3 separate regions of the Mus musculus genome follow, and regions 1 and 3 are each linked to region 2. The links are chromatin contacts, found by Hi-C or POLR2A ChIA-PET in ENCODE. All regions are on one chromosome and are shown on one strand. Each heading gives the region's core, a stretch centred on a gene start or an enhancer-like site at or near the end of the contact. The rest is flanking DNA. Distances are from core to core; before and after follow the strand shown.

The links. A loop is a pair of places that touch in the nucleus more often than their neighbours do. ChIA-PET counts read pairs that join two places held with the same protein, here RNA polymerase II (POLR2A).
Region 1: POLR2A ChIA-PET joins it to region 2 with 12 read pairs in Patski. The contact joins the promoter of Creld1 here to the promoter of Rpusd3 in region 2. A Hi-C loop is called at or near these places in 1 of 37 maps with a recorded cell type or tissue (T-helper 17 cell). POLR2A ChIA-PET finds 5 or more read pairs at or near these places in 1 of 5 experiments (Patski).
Region 3: a map of heart shows a loop between it and region 2 (2.1-fold over the local background). The contact joins the promoter of Ogg1 here to the promoter of Rpusd3 in region 2. A Hi-C loop is called at or near these places in 1 of 37 maps with a recorded cell type or tissue (heart). POLR2A ChIA-PET finds 5 or more read pairs at or near these places in 1 of 5 experiments (Patski).

The regions. Positions count from the first base shown.
Region 1 is chr6:113,482,053-113,485,753 of GRCm38, reverse strand. It overlaps Creld1 (cysteine-rich with EGF-like domains 1), which reads right to left and starts at 2,398. Exons shown (of 10, transcript NM_133930.2): 1 at 1,678-2,398; 2 at 1,177-1,259. The coding sequence starts at 1,851. It overlaps Il17rc (interleukin 17 receptor C), which reads right to left. Exons shown (of 18, transcript NM_178942.1): 17 at 3,376-3,471; 18 at 2,591-3,257. The coding sequence ends at 2,635.
Region 2 is chr6:113,417,216-113,420,688 of GRCm38, reverse strand. Rpusd3 (RNA pseudouridylate synthase domain containing 3) reads left to right here and starts at 1,349. Exons shown (of 9, transcript NM_001033204.1): 1 at 1,349-1,471; 2 at 1,740-1,879; 3 at 2,614-2,658; 4 at 2,743-2,842; 5 at 3,278-3,385; 6 at 3,464-3,473. The coding sequence starts at 1,371.
Region 3 is chr6:113,325,180-113,328,838 of GRCm38, reverse strand. It overlaps Ogg1 (8-oxoguanine DNA-glycosylase 1), which reads right to left and starts at 1,863. Exons shown (of 7, transcript NM_010957.4): 1 at 1,477-1,863; 2 at 227-474. The coding sequence starts at 1,613.

The DNA of each region.
Region 1 (3,701 bases), core at 1,149-3,648, 64 kb before region 2:
CAAGGATCAGGTGAGGGAGCTGTAGCGTGGAGAGAAGAGCAACCCTAGCATTCGTGAAAACAGCAAGACCCCACCAGCGGCCTAAACTGGGACTCTTCACGACCCCTCCTTTTGTGTCACCTTGACAATCTAGAGGGCCTCTTCAGTCCCTGTCTCTAGGCCTACCTGTCCCTCGAGCTTTGGAATAAGATGGAAGCTATCTGGGTGTCCAGGGCACATCTCACCCCACCATGTTCAGAGACCTGGCCTGACCCCACCCCTGCTCATGGCCTCTCTGCAGTTAGAAAACACCTGCAGCTGAGCAGTGGGGGCACACGCCTGTAATCCCAGCACTTGGGAGGCAGAGGCAGGCGGATTTCTGAGTTCGAGGCCAGCCTGGTCTACATAGTGAGTTCCAGGACAGCCAGGGCTACACAGAGAAACCCTGTCTCGAAAAACCAAAATAAGAAAAAAAAAAAAAAGAAAACACCTGCACACCTCACCCAGTCAATAGTACTCTCTCTCGTGCTCCATAAGGAATCTATCATGTCAACTGATGATCTCCAAAGGATGCTCAGATTTCAACTAGCTCTGTATGCACCACTGAATGTCTTGCTAGTCCATGCTGCCTTTATACCTAGACTAAAGAAGCCCCTCTCCCCACTCCCTAGCTGCTCTCCCCACTCCCTCCATGCTCCCCTGGCTTCTTGTACTTTGTGAGTGTGAGTGATCTCTTCACTTAAGACCTGGAGAGATGGCTCAGCAATTATTCAGTTCCCACCACAGACATAGTGGCTCCCAATTCCTCTAACTCCAGTTCCAGGAAATCCAGTGTCCTTTCTGGCCTCCCATTCAGGACATCTAAACTCCTCTCTAGAACCTTCTGCTCACTCTGCTCCAGCCACCTTTGGGAGAAACAGAAGGTCGGCCCCCCTACTGTTCAAACGGACCATCCTGAACACATCCCACCCACCTGTGGTCTACCCACATTCTTGTTCTTCACCTGACAGGTTGTGTGTACTGTTTGTGTCTACTCTACTAAAAAAGCAAGTTTCTCGAAGATGGGGCTTGGTTTCCTTATCTGCTGTACTGTAAATGTTCAGGATCTGGGGAGCGAAATGCTTCCGCAGAGAATCTATCCAACATCATCAACAGAAACCCAGAGTTGGGGTAGATACCCTGCCCCCACCTTCTTACCTGTCTTTGTATTTGGACAACTTCTCTTCCTCCCAGGCCGTGTTTCCACCCCCGAAGTTGTCCCGGATGGTTCTCTCCAGGCCCTGCATATGGAAGAAATTAGGAATATCTAAGTACAGAGCTAGACACATTCATTTGGATTTTTTATTAGTTTGTTTTTTGTTTTGTTGTTGTTTCTGAAACAAGGTTTCTCTGCATAGTCCTGGCTGTCCTGGAACTTGGTCTGTAGACCAGGATGCCCTGGAACTCAGAGATCCACCTGCCTCTGCCTCCCCAGTGCTGGGACTAAAGGAATGTGCCGGCACTCCCGGCCTAACATTCTAACATTTCATTATTTTATGTTATTGACCAGAAAACTGAGGCACTGTGACACACCTTACCCAAATGCCATACAGTTAAAGCCAGCAACCCACACTGGGACTAGACACCATGCAGATTTGCAGAGAGAGCTCCCTGCTCTCCAATAATGGGCCCCTCCCTCGTGGCTATTAGTGCACCCACCTTGTTGAAGTTGTCCACCAGTGCCCGGCAGGTATGACACGGATGGGGCTCAGCTCGGGGAGAAGGATGGGGAGGAGGAGAGGGTTGGAGCCAGACAGGTCCTGGGAGGCTCAGAAACAGGCTCAAGCACCAGAGCAGAGATGGGACCAGGCCCCTTGGGGGCAGTGGAGCCATCTTTTCCCAGGCTGGGGACGTGCAGATAGAGGGCAGGGGGAGGGTTCACTGGAGAAGCCAGGCTGTAAGGGAGGAAAGCGAGGCGCCTTGGGGCTCAGAGCCCCAGACCTACGTAATTACAAAACGAGGATAAACTGGGGTAGTGGAAGCAGAGGCGCTGGAAGGGGTGAAAGAGCCTAATCTACGATTCCAGCAGAGAAATTATTTCTCCGTTACCGTAGGGGGAGGTGGCCGGGATCGCGGGCAAAAGAATAAGCGTCAGCCCATTGTTTTAGGGTCTCAGTGAGTTATTAGGGGCCAAAATTAGAGAGAGGGTTGGATCCCAAAATATTCCGAGAGAAAGGCGGATGGGCGGTCCTGGAGGAGGAGCCCGGATCCGGATATGAAGAGAAGGGGTCAAGTTCAGAGCCTCTTTGGGAGATGGAGGCACAGCCTGAAACAGGACTGGGAGGATCCAAACCCTGCTAGACCTTAGAGGAGGAGGGAAAAAAAAAAAAAAAAAGTCCCCGCCTCCGCCCCGGGCGCTGTGGGCCGAGTCGCCTCAAAGCCACCGCCTCCGTAAAAAGTACACCCTTCTTCAACGCCGCAGTCCGGAGGGCGGGGCCTTCTCCCAGCCAATTATGGAAAGCCATGTGCCATGGCGTCACCCTACACTAGCCAACCAGAAGCGGCTCCGGGCTGCACCTGTCCGGGCTTTAAAGGGCAGCGGGGTTAAAGGCTCTGTTAGCGGGTCCTCGGAACAGATACACGAGTGCTACTTGGTTAGGAATACTGTATCGGCTTTTATTCTAGTGTAGTGCAGGGTCCCAGGTCCCATTCCTCGCAGCAGCCTGGGGCTTCCGAGCTAGAAGTACAGCTGTCCAGGGCGGACCGCAGCGCCTGGGTCACTCGTTCCACCCGGTCCGCGGGTCGCCCCGCGGAAGTGGAGCAGCCTCCCTGCAGTGCATCCAGGAAAGCCGGCAGCTGCGAGGGCAGGGAGAAGAGCGGGGCGACGCGGAACGGGGAGGGCACAGAGTCTGGGTGCAGCAGCCCGTCGAAGTAGACCCCGACGTAGCGGCCGGTCGCCCGGCCTTGCAGGAAATCGGGTAGCACGCAGCTGAGCCAGGCGGCGAGGGCGTCATGCGGCCCGGGCTCCACTGTCTGGAGCTGCAGCCACTGCTGACACTGCGCCACGGCCGCGGGCGAGAAGAGAAGGATTACCACGCCACCCTCCTGCAGGATACGGCGTCGCTGGTGGTGGAACCAGGCTAGGGCTCCGTGCGCGCTCAGCTCGCGGCGGCTCCACAGGTCCACGGCCACGCGCAGTGGCATCTGGCTCAACGCGGACGCCAGTGCTCCCACCAGACGCTCGTAGCCCGCTCCGTCGGCGGAGTGGAGGAGCAAGGCCGTGCGGGAGCCACGGGCCGCTACAGGGATAGTGGAGCCTGTGAGGGTGAGCCCGGACCTGCCTTCCCTCCACCCAATTGAGCCCCAGCGCCACTGTTTGAGACTGTCCTTGGGAAACCAGGACAGGAAAGCACTCACCTTTCCTGCGGTCCTTTTTTAGAAGGAGGAAGAAGAAAAGCGCCGCAGCCAAGAGTAGGCAGGCCAGCCATACTAGGACCCAGCGCCTGTGGATGTCTGGAATAGACAGGGGAAAATAATGGGCTAGTAAGAAACCTTTATCTTTTACTCCACCTTATCGGAGGAGAAAAAAAATGAGTCTATATACATGAAGTGATCTGCCCCAAAGTCGCATTTGTCAGAGCCCACGCACTGAAAAAGCTCCATGTGTCTCTGTGACCTGCCTCCGTTTCCATGCCTGTAAATATGGACAACAGCATCAAGTGCATTCAGATTGCAGCTGATAT
Region 2 (3,473 bases), core at 100-2,599:
GTGCCACTATACCCCACTGCTTTTTAAAAAGAGACACTTTCGCCAGGCCTGGTGGCACATGCCTTTAATCCCAGCACTTGGGAGGCAGAGGCAGGCGGATTTCTGAGTTCGAAGCCAGTCTAATCTGGTCTACAAAGTGAGTTCCAGAACAGCCAGGGATATACAGAGAAACCCTGTCTCGAAAAACAAAACAAACAAACAAAAAGAGACTTTCTTTTTATTTTCAGTCATTATTTCTATTTCACTGTTTTTATTATGCGCATAAAATTGTTACTATCTTTTGTATTTTTTTTTGAGACAGGGTTATGTAGACCGATACTGGAATTAAAGGTCTGGTCTATTTTATTGCTAATTATGTACATATGTCTGTGTGTTTGGACAGGTGTTAAAGGAGGTTTTGAGTCCAAGGCTGTGGGTGCTGAAAACAACAGGCAATCCTGTTGTTTGTTCTGTTTTGTTTTGTTTTTTTGAGACAGGGTTTCTCTGTATAGCTCTGACTGTCCTGGAACTCATTTTGTAGCCCAGGCTGGCCTCGAACTCAGAAATCCGCCTGCCTCTGCATCCTGAGTGCTGGGATTAAAGGCGTGCACCACCATGCCCGGCAACAACAGGCAATCTTAACCAGTCTCCATTTTGTTTCATTTTACGCCCGTGTATTTTGTTTTTGAGACATACTGGCCAGGGTGGAACTCACAGCTTTCGTTTCTTTTTCTTTCTTTTTCTTTTTAGACTGGTTTTCTTTGTGTAGACCAGGCTTGTCTCAAACTCAGCTAACTACTTGCCTCTGTTCCAGGCATGCGCCACCACACCCAGCCTACCTTGATTTTCTTTTCATAGAGGGGCCTTGCGCATCTCCCAGGCTGGTCTCCAACCCAGTATCTGTGATCTTGTTCTTTGTGACCTACATACACGGTGCTGGGAATTGAACCCAGGACCTTGTGTAGCCTCTCTACCACCTGAGCCACAGCTTTGGGACCTTTTATGTCACAGGCTGTTACAATTTCAGACAGGTGTACTGACCGAAAGGCTGCATACCGGTCTTCACCTTTCTTCTCCCTCGGTTTTACAAGGGAGGGTTTCAGATTAAGGTTCCCCAAAATTGAAACGACAGTCTTCTCGACCCTTTTTATTCTAAGACACGTCCTCTACTTTGAGTAAATAACCCGCCTCGTGCCTCAGTTTTCCCAAAAGCCAGAACCCTAAATGGCACTTTTTCTTCTACAGGGGAGGCAAAGCCCGGATTCTCGCTCGTCTGAGCGCCCTCTGCCTTGATTGACAGCCTGCCTGACCAATCTACGCACGGAGGATGTACGGGAGGTGGGGTTGAGCTGTCCGTGGACACGCATGCGTACTGTGCTTGGTCCCCGGCAATGGGAGCCCTGAGAGTTTTGCGTTATGTCTCTATGATCTGGCGGCCGGAGCTGGGGTCTTGCGCACGGCAGAGGGATGCCGGCTTCGGCACCGAGGCCCGGTGATTATAACACTCCACTTCCGTGTATGGGGAGAGACTAGATCAAGGAGAGGGCAGGCATGAAATTCAGATCAGTACTTGGTTCTAAGCCGGACTATGTTGTGAGACCCGGCACTAGGTCATTGGACCTTTGAGCCTTGGTGCCTCTTTGGTAAAGTCTTGGGGGGTAGGTGGACTCCTGTCTGCTGAGCCCGGGAGTTCTAAGAAGAGGCTGGACTAGGCAGGGTGAGCAAGGGAGGGAGGTACAGGCTTCTACCATGTTTCTCAGGCGTCCGTCTCAACCTCACCGCTCCAGCAAGCACAAGGACCTAGTCGAGGACCAGCCCTTCCCGGGGCTGCTGAGGACGGAGAACCTCGGCCTGGAGGAGCTGGCTCATGTCCTGAGGGCAGCTGTGGTGGATCAGAAAGGTGAGGGGAGCCTGCTGCTCCTGTGCCTCCCCTGTTGCTGCAGGAGCCAGGCCAGCAGTCACATTCTTCCTAGCCTCACCATCACGAGGAGAGGTGTATACCTCACTCCTCCCTGTGTTCTGAGAGCAGCTGTAACAGAAGTTAACTATCAGAAAAAGCTTTGGGGTTAGTTATAGCTGGCCTCTGTAAGCGGCATGCCTCTTGGTTTCATAAGAGGGCTAGATGGCTGCTCTTGCAGAGAGGACCAGCAGTCAGCACCCACATGTTGCTTCACGACTGTATGTTCATGTAGCAGTGAGGGGCTTCACAGTTCTGGGATAAATATGGCCCCTGCCTTGCGAGATCCAGCGTCCTAATGTGAGAATTACTGAGCAATCGCTGCTGGCGTGGTAACCACACTTGTAATTCCAGAACTTGGGAGGTAGAGGCAAGGAGAATCAGGAGTTCAGGACCAGACTTAGCTGTGTAGTGAATTTGAGGCTGACTTGGTGTTTGAGCCCCCCTCCACCCGCAACAGTCAAGGACTGTAGGAGGGGCACACATTATACTGAGGTATGTTGGAGCCAATGGGAATGGAAGCCTGGAACTGCAGGTATGAAGGCTCCGAGGTACAGGGATTAGGAAGTGCTATTTAAAGTGGGGTTGGATTGTATAACCCCCACCCCCAACCCCACCCCCGAGGCTGCATGCAGACATGCTTCCCTGCTTTTGCTGACATCCATGAACTGTTTCAGGACCTCTGGTGACACTGAACAAGCCACAGGGTCTGCCTGTGACAGGTATGGGCATGGGCAGGGAGGAGGGCAAGGCTGGGGTAGAGATGGTTGGATGGCACGCTGGCAGCTTGTCCTCTTCCCTCCCAGGGAGACCAGGAGAGCTGACGCTGCTATCTGTGCTGCCGCAGCTGAGCCAGGCCCTGGGGCTCGAACACCAGGAGCTCCAGGTTGTGCGAGCACCTGGGAAGTAAGTGATAGTGTGGGGTGTATGTTACACCCACTGTAAGTAAAAGTCTTATTCAAATGCCTGATACATGGTAGGCCCTGGACATTGGTGTTAACTCTTAGCGCATTCGGCTCTCTCTCTTGAGGGAGAGAGAAAAGGCCTTATGACTTGTTTCTCAGGTCTGGATTCTAGTCCTGGTGTTTCTGTCCAGCCTTTAGTTGGGGATGGGGGTTATCCTTATTGTGTATAGTGTGTTTAGCCTGCATGTATGTCTATGCACCACAGTGTGTATCTGGTGCCCTCAGAGGCCAGAAGGCGGCATCTGATCTCGAATTGGAATCGCAGATAGTTGTGAGCCACCATGCGGGTGCTCAATGCTGGTCCTCTGCAAGAGCAGCCATCTAGAGCTCGTTTTCAAGACCAAGAGGCTTTATGTGATTTGTCCCCTTCTTCCAGGGAGGCCTCCGGACTTGTGCTCCTCTCCAGCTGTCCCCAGACAGCAAGCCGCCTGCAGAAGTTCTTTATCCACTCAAGGAGAGCACAGAGACCCACAGCCACCTACTGGTGAGAGGTGCAGGGTCACTCCCAGGACTGAGGGAAGGTCCCACCAGGCTGCTCTGAGACCTCCTTTCCCTTTCTTAGTGCTGTCACT
Region 3 (3,659 bases), core at 614-3,113, 92 kb after region 2:
ACTTTAGTAAGTACATCTTAATTATTTGCTATTATCATGTGTGTGTGGCATAGCGTGAACTTTTGGGAGTTGGTCCTCTCCTTCCAGTATGTATTGGGGCATTAAACTGCATGACAAGTGCTTTTATTTGATGAACCATCCTGGTGGCCCTGTATCTGCATGTTACGGAAGGCAGAGTCACAGAGATGTAACTTGTAAGCCACCATTCCTGCCCCCTTGTACTCACCTTGGAATTTCTGGGCCACTCTTTGGAAGTGGGAGTCTACAGAAGCCCAGTGGCTATACAGCTGTGCCAGGCTGACATCTAGCTGAAAGTACTTGTGTAGGGTTTCCAGCTCCTCTAGGGTGGGCCTGCTGACCTGGCTGTCGTCTCCTCGGTACACAGTGCAATAGAGCTGGTCCTCCGTCTGAGTCAGTGTCCATACTTGATCTGCCAGCACGCCACTCCAGTGAGCAGGGCTCTGCTCCTTCCACCTGGGCACCCCAACAGACAACCCTAGCATCGTTACCCATCTTGAACTCGTTAAGGTCCTTTCTGTTTTACAAATGTCCCACCTGTAAACTGACTAATTAGTTATAAATAAAAGTGGTATGTCTTCTTTCTTTTTCTTTCTTTCTTTTCTTTCTTTTTCCCCGAGACAGGGTTTCTCTGTGTAGCCCTGGCTGACCTGGAACTCACTCTGTAGACCAGGCTGGCCTCAAACTCAGAAATCTGCCTGCCTCTGCCTGCCAAGTGCTGGGATTAAAGGCATGTGCCACCACTGCCCGGCTAGTTTTCTTTCTTTCTTTCTTTTTTAAGATTTATTTATTTATTTATTTATTTATATGTAAGGACACTGTCCCTGTCTTCAGACACACCAGAACAGGGCATCAGATCTCATTATGGATGGTTGTGAGCCACCATATGGTTGCTTGGAATTAAACTCAGGACCTCCAAAAGAGCAGTCAGTGCTCTTAACCACTGAGCCATCTCTCCAGCCGCCCCCCCCCCCCCCCCCGCTAGTTTTCATCTTTTTGTTTGTTTGTTTTTTCGAGACAGGGTTTCTCTGTATAGCCCTGGCTGTCCTGGAACTCACTTTGTAGACCAGGCTGGCCTCAAACTCAGAAATCCACCTGCCTCTGCCTCCCGAGTGCTGGGATTAAAGGCGTGTGCCACCACCCCCGGTGTAGTTTTCATCTTAAAAATAAAAAAGAAGCGGTACTGGGGATTGAACCAAGAGCCAAGTGCGTGAAAAGCAAGCACTCTTATTACTGAGTGCATCCCTCAGCTTCCCCCACTGATTTTTATTGCATGGTCCTCATAATCCTGCACAGTCATCACCTCTACTTCCTAAAGAAGGTTAAAAGGCAAACCACCGGTGCTTAGACTCCAAAATGTACTCTCATCTATTGCTCCCAACATTCTCTGTATCCCGAGTGGGCAGCACTGAGAAGTCAACATCCTAGGGAACAGTCCTCCCAAGTGCAGTCACTCACCGGAAGGACTGTCCAGAAGCTAAAACCAAGTCCAGACGCAGCTCAGAGCGTGGACACGGGATAGAGGCCCAGAGGGCCGGGCTGGAGCTTAGGGTGCGATGTCTCATGCTGCTAGGCAGCCAGGAACGGAATAACATTCGGCTAGCAGCCCCAGCCCATTACGGCACTGTCCAATCAGAACTCGACTTTCCCAAGTCCTAAAGCCTCGCACACAAGTGACCACACACACCGGGAGTGTAGCACCGTGGGTCCTAGCTTATGGGTCCGGTGTAATTTTAATTTGAGTCCCTGTTGAATGAATTTCCCTCTCCTCGTAGGAAAGCCTCTCGCACACCACCAAACCCCTAAACGCCCCACTCCGCTCTCCCGTGCAGCACGCCCCGCCTCTTCCTCCGGACGTGGCCCCGCCCCCAGGACCTCCCGGCGCGCGCCTCCTCCTCCTGCGCAGCCCTCGAGGTTTGGAAAGGCGCGCCAGTATGGTTCTTCCGGGTCCCAGTTTACTCCCACCGGAAGTAGATCCTTGCTCCCGCTTATTTGACCCTAGAGGTAGCCAATCCGAGAAGAAAGTACGAAGCACCAATGAGAACTCGGGAGTGCCGGAGTGGGCGGGCCTGTGAGGTGGGAGCGGTTGGCCTGCTGGCCTCGCTGCTTGGCGATTGGCTGCCAGAGACCCGGCTCTGCCATTTCAGGGCTTTCGGTGCAATCTCAGGGCCTGCCTGCAACTTCTCGTGCTGGCCCGCACTGGAGCCACATCATTGCGGGGCGTAGTGGTACACACCGGTCGTCCCAGAACTCGGTAGGCAGAGGCGGGAGGCACGTTTGAAGCTTAACTAGGCTGGGCTTCATGGCGAGACTCTGTCTCAAGAAATAAACCGAAAGAATCTCATCCTCCCCTGCTCAAGCCTTTCTCCACCGAGCCTCTTCTGAGGCAGTGATTTTTCAGCGCTGTCCCCTCCACGTCTTGTCAGGAGGCCCCGAATGCGCCATCTCGGGCTTCCCAGGCTTCAGAGGCCAGTCTCAGGTTTGCTCGCCCTGGCTACAGCCTGCGGCACAGCTACCCGCTCCAGTCCGAGCGTGGAGAGATGGGCTTTCTTTGGAGTTCACTCCGTCCAAATGCCAGTGTGTGGCTCTAGGCAGCCTAAGGGACCAACACAACCAGCACCAGCCACCTTGTTCCAAAAAGGACTATATCATTTATAATTTTTTAAGACAAAAAAAGAATGCTTAGGCTAAGAAATATGAACTTCAGCCGGGCAGTTATGGCGCATGACTTTAATCCCAGCACTTTGGGAGGCAGAGGCAGGCAGATTTCTGAGTTTGAGGCCAGCCTGGTCTACAGAGTGAGTTCTAGGACAGCCAGGGCAACACAGAGAAACCCTGTCTCCAAAAACAAACAAAAAAAGAAAAGAAAAAAAGAAAGAAAGAAACATGAACTTCGGACACTAGTTTGACACACTAGGGCATTTTCCATCAAGCAGAGAAATTTTCGGGTTGTGCCTAAATTATTGGACTACAGACTCAAGGGCAGGGCTGGATGCTGATTAGTGTGTGTGTGTGTGTGTCTACAGAAAGGCACAGCACACCTGCTAGAACACTATTAACCAACATCAAACAAACTGGGTCTTTTGTCTCAGTTTCATTAAGCAGTAGCTGTAAGGCTCTCAGCATCCATGTTTTACTGTGATTACCTCATCTAAAGGCATGTCACCTTACAGGTGCCTGGCACTGAGAAGGCATTCTCTCCAACAAGACTTTAAGTTAGGAAAAACGCCAAGGTTGCATGTGCATTAACAGGCTGGTACACACCTACTTTGTTTTCAACTGAAGTGTCTGAAGCCCTTCAGCTACAGTCCTAACAAAGGACTTGAAGCAACTGAATCCCATAAGATGGCAGTAATGGACTCATCTGGTCTTAGGTGCTAGCTGAAAAGACACCTTTCCAGACAAAGAGACCTGGGTTTAAGTCCTAGCTCTCCAACTTCTTAGTTGTAGGAACTTTGGCGAGTTAATTTTTCTAAACCTTAGCATCTGAGGTAAACAACCTGTAATTAACACACCCCATAATTACTGTAAAGATTGCACAACAGTATATCTAAAGGTACTTAGTATGGTCCTGTCACTGTGGAGATAGCTGCGTATTATTAGCCATCCATAGTTATTGCAGGGATTAGACACAATTTATG